2 separate regions of the Homo sapiens genome follow, and region 2 is linked to region 1. Evidence: read pairs that join two places in POLR2A ChIA-PET (ENCODE). Cell type or tissue: PC-3. All regions are shown on one strand.

The links. Peaks named below come from ENCODE experiments on the same cell type or tissue, not always from the same donor. Only the 100,000 strongest peaks of a DNase experiment are listed, where the experiment ranks them.
Region 2: POLR2A ChIA-PET joins it to region 1 with 5 read pairs; 8 of 35 experiments call an interaction of 5 or more read pairs at or near these places.

What each region holds. Positions count from the first base shown.
Region 1 is chr11:60,965,473-60,967,972 of GRCh38, forward strand. No RefSeq gene overlaps it. Among named protein-coding and RNA genes, the nearest start is that of CD6, 5.0 kb to the right of the region's middle. In PC-3, no CTCF peak of the experiment used is centred here; no DNase peak of the experiment used is centred here; H3K27me3 peaks cover 2,154 bases.
Region 2 is chr11:61,172,692-61,175,191 of GRCh38, forward strand. LOC124902678 (a long non-coding RNA gene) reads left to right here and starts at 2,148. Exons shown (of 4, transcript XR_007062691.1): 1 at 2,148-2,500. In PC-3, a CTCF peak has its summit at 1,016; a DNase peak (open chromatin) is centred at 970; H3K27me3 peaks cover 391 bases.

The DNA of each region.
Region 1 (2,500 bases):
GGCTAATTTTTTTTTTTTTTTTATTTTTAGTAGAGACGGGGTTTCACCATCTTGCCGAGGCTGATCTCGAACTCCTGACCTCATGATCCACCCACCTCGGCCTCCCAAAGTGCTGGGATGACAGGTGTGAACCCCCACGCCGGCCCCATATTTCTCTTTTAACTCACATCTATGGCCTTGAGAAAGCTCTTTCTGATAGAAGTGGAAAACTTCAGACCTGGTTCACAAATGGGGCAGCACAATCGGTTGTTACTAGCCAGAAATGGACAGAAGCTATACTATAACCTCACTCAGAGGTGGCTCTGAAGAACAATGGTAAAGGGAAATACTGGCAGTAGGCAGAGATGGGATAGTACCTTTGGTCATTCGTGGACTGTATATGGAAACAAGTGGAGGTATAGATATACATGGACTCCTGGGCAGGGGCCTGGAAGGAACAAGACTGGAAAATCAGAGGCAAGGATATCTGGGGTAGAGGCATGTGGATGGACACGATGTATGTTAATGTCCAGTAGAGAAGCTCTACCACAGGGAGGCCTACGACTATCAAGAGGACATTAGCCAGCTTCTCTCCATTGGCCACATCAGTGCTGGTGCAATGGGTGGTAGGAATGGAGACCACACATGGACAGATAGTTATGAGAACCATTTCAGAAGTCTGAGATCGAGTACTAGTTGTCCATAGTGTGGCCAAATCAATGAGGCATCCTTTTATTGACTTTCCTTCTTTTCCTATTTCTCTTCTCTTTGTTCCTCAACCTGTTCCCTCGGATCGCATTCCCAAATAACCTGTCGCAAACAAGCCCTTGTTCCAGGCTCCATTTGAGGGGGAAGAGGCTAAGTTAAGCTACTACCCATTTACAATTGTAACCCCTGTTCACACTCCTAGCCTCTCTTACACGGCTCTGTTTCTTTTTTTCCATATAACCTATTTATTATGTCTATTGTTGATTATGTTTCTCTCCCACTAAAATATAAGCTCTGTAAAAACAGGGATATTTGTCTGTTTTGGTCCGTGTAGTGTCCCCAGCACCTAGAACACAGATAAAGTTGTGTTGAATGAGTGACTAAGTGATTAGAGCTAATGTATGTACATTTAGATGCTAAATATTTAGAACATGGTAGAAAATTCTGGGCCTCAGGAAACACAAGGTTTGGCTGTAGCTGGTTTGGAGACTGTGGTCAGGACTGAGAAATTTCGGGATTCAAGAGACTAAGGAGTGGGTTTGGCTTGGCCCAGGAGCAGGGCTGGTCCAAAATTTAGAGTCTCGTAGAACCAGAGCCTTTCCTGCCCGTGGTGCCATGTTTCAGCCAAAGCCTTTATGCTTGTACCACAACCCACCCCTGTGGTTAAGAGCCCAGGGTCTTCATCCAAACAGACCTGAGTTCAGAGCCTACCCCTACTACTTCTTAGTTGTGGGATCTTGAGCAAACTACCTCTCTAACTTCAGTGTCATTATCTGCAAGGCTGTGCTAAGGACACATTCTACTTGGTTGAGTTGTAATGAGAACTGAGGGTTAAGGTTCCATATAAAGTGTCTGGCACAATAGGAAGTGCTCACTAAGTACCCGTCAGCATTAAACTTTCCCACGTGCCACATGGTGAGGGTGGCGGCCTTTCAGTTCTAGGTCCTCTCTTCCTTCTGGTGGGAGAGTCGGGCTTCCCTCAGTAATGTTGCTTATTCCAATTTGTTGGGTGAAGGTCAGAAGAGAGATACAGTCTGGATGAAAAACTCCTGAGTTCTCCACAGGGTGCAGAGCCACTGGGTGTCCCTTGCAAATTGAGTTCACAAGGTCCTGCTCCAAGAGTTCTAAATAAAAATGAGCTCATTGATTTGGACACCCAGCTGGGTGCACCTTTCAGCTTCATTTTTGAAACTTCGAGTCTGTGAAACATGGGCTGCCTGGGGTGTATCATGTCAATCCAGCCCCAGCAACACTCACATCATGCTGTCTTGCCTCTACTTACCCTGTGCCCTGTCAAGAGCACCCTTCCCGCCACCCTACACCTGAGCTACCTGCTGAAACCTACCAACGCTTCTGTTTGTCCTATTCTCCCTTTCATTTCTTTCTTTTCGTTTCCTGCCCTCTTTGGCTTTACAGCAGGCTTCTCTCCCCAACAAGTTCCATTTTATTGTTCAACTAGTTTAACATGCATGTTTAATTGAACAAGGTCAAATGCTAGTCAATATTTTGCCCTCCCACCAAATAATAGACCTTTCCCACTCTGATCACTCCTCACCAATTTGTTATTGTTTTATGGTTCTTTAGTTTTATCTCATTTTTTTTTTCTTTTTTAATTTTTTTTTCTTTTTTTTTTTGAGACAGAGTCTCGCTCTGTCGCCCAGGCTGGAGTGCAGTGGTGCAGTCTTGGCTCGCTGCAACCTCCACCTCCCAGTTTCAAGTGATTCTCCTGCCTCAGCCTCCTGCATAGCTGGGACTACAGATGCGAGCCACCACGCCTGGCTAATTTTTGTATTTTTAGTAGAGATGGGGTTTA
Region 2 (2,500 bases), 210 kb after region 1:
AAAGCTCCTCATTGCCTACAGGAAACATTCCAAGTGCCTAACCATGGCACTCAAAGCCTACCATGATGTAGTCCTTGCTCTCCTTCCCCATGTTAAGCCGTAAATCATTAGCAGTGTTCTCCAGAGTTTCCTAGTCCTCATTCTAAAACCATGTTGAATTATACTTCCATAATCCCTTGAAATTTGGCGTCACTTGGGCCAATGAAGTGCAAATAGTGGTGACCCATTTCACTCCTGCAGACACTTCTGATGTGGCCGGTGCATGAGTTGGCATGTGCCTCTCCCCCTGCTGTGGCCACCAGTGACACCATAGATGGTGAAGTCTCCATCGGTCTGCATCTCTGAGTGAAAACGTCTCAAACCAGAGCCCTAGATGACCTGTAATGGACATATAGGGAAAGCAAAAGAGAAACCTTCTTATTGTGAAATTGGGTGTTGCTTGTTACTGCAGCATATACTGCCCATGCTGACTAATATCATGCATCAACTGGGCCCATGACCCTTACCATCTAACCTTACCAGGTGACTTACAATCCTTTAGGTCTATTATCATGCCAGTGCTGCCCTCTTTGGTGTTCCCTCCTCCCCATGCCCATTTGGCAAAGTTCTCTCATCCACTGAGACTCGGCTCAGTTGCCACCTCCACTAGGGAGACTTCCTAACTTTCCACCTAAGGCAGCATTGGGCATCCTCTTTGCAGGATGCCCAGGGCATGCCTCTATTGCAGTGCTGCCACATTACCTTTCTAAATGTTTTGTTTCCTGGACTTCAGGGCCACTGCTAGCCCATTTGGAGCCTTCGTTAGATTCAGAAAAAGCTGGCCTCCTCCAGGTGGCTGCAGCTGCCCAGGTGCATGGCTCAGCAGTGAATCATGACCTGACTTCAGGTCTTCTTCCCCCATGGCCTGACACCTGTGTTCTGGGCACAAATTGTACAATGTCCTCCATGGCCCTGTCTGCAAGGCTATTCATAAACAGCGAGCAATTTATGAACTTGGCTTCGAGCACCCTCAAGTGTTCACTGAAAGAATGAATATTTCCTAATAGATGAGACCTGTCCTCAATTATCCCTTCCTCCTCCCACCCGTCCTCTCCTCCTTTTGTTCTGCCTCATTTCCTGACCTCCCAAGCCCAGTACTAATGAGCTGCAGAGTGGCCAAGAGCCTAGAATTTGTAGTCAGACAGACCTAGTTCAAATCTTGACTCTACCACTTACTTGCCATAAATCCTTGAGGAAGTTACTTAGCTCCTCTAAGCCTCAGTTTCCTCATCTATAAATTGGAGACATTATCAGCTTCACAGGGCGCCCACAAAGAGCACATGGGAAAAGGCGTTCAATAGGTGTCTCCAGGGCTCCTCCAAGTCAGGCTCTACAGCTGGGAGACCAGAGTGGCCATGGAAGGCATCACTGAGGAGGGAACATTGAGATGATGGCTGAATAGCCATCCACGCAGAAAGCTGGGAGAAGAACCTTCTGGACAGGGAGAACAGGAATTGCAAAGGCCCAAGGTAACCAAGTTCAATAAAAGGCTACTTTTCCATCTCCAGTCTTCCGTCCACACCTGAACACACCATCGTCAACCAGGCCATCGAGGCCACAAGTTACACACCATGACCTCATCACACACTTGATTTGTTGACTCGGAGCAAGTTACCAGCAATGAATTATCAACCCCTTTCCCAGAATGGCAAGCCCTGGGGCTATGTGCAAACTGAGGCGGGAAAATAAGAGGTGTCAATAGAGCTGAGTTTGCTCTGGGCCCAGGGCCATGTAGATAAGCTGGTTATCATCACCAGCTCCAGCTCCAAGAGGCACAGTGGGTGCCACTGCCACCACCAGGAACCCTGGGGTTTGCTTGTCCTCCTGCTGGAACGCCCAGCACACCCACAGGGCCAAGAGGAAAGTAAACGCTCTTGACTAATCTCCCCCAGTGCTATCACAGGGGCCCCCCGAAGGTGGCTGCTCCTTTGGCAGAGTCTGGTTCTTCCATTCCTTCTTGGAAGATGGCCATGGGGCATCAGCACCTGACCATGATGTCTGGTGGCTAGAATTCAACTTGAAATCAGTTGAGACCCAAGTAATGCCCAGGCTTTCCCGGTGGGTTTTCCTTGCTCCATTCTTTGTCTCCATACAGTGAAGCCCCCAGAAAGCATCAGTTGTTCATCCCTCATCAGGGCCTTCAAAGTTCCAAGGTCTTTCTTGAGCCTCAGAGAGGCAACAAGTCCTTGAATGCACCCTTGTCTGACCCTCCCAACTCAGCCAAGAATCCCCTAAAGATGAAATAGAACATTGGGTTTCAATTGTCGAAGTCTGACCAGAAGATGTTCCTTACTCTAAATACAGGCCAGTGTCACACCAACTTACAAGGGTCAGTGTGTTATGAACAAGGAGGGGAAGCTGTGGGGCTGCCAAGCTGGGCACAAGTCAAGCACTAACCGGCACCACTGCCTCCTGCTTCCTGGTGCCACTCCAGCCGGGGCTGCCCCCACTGTGTCTGGCA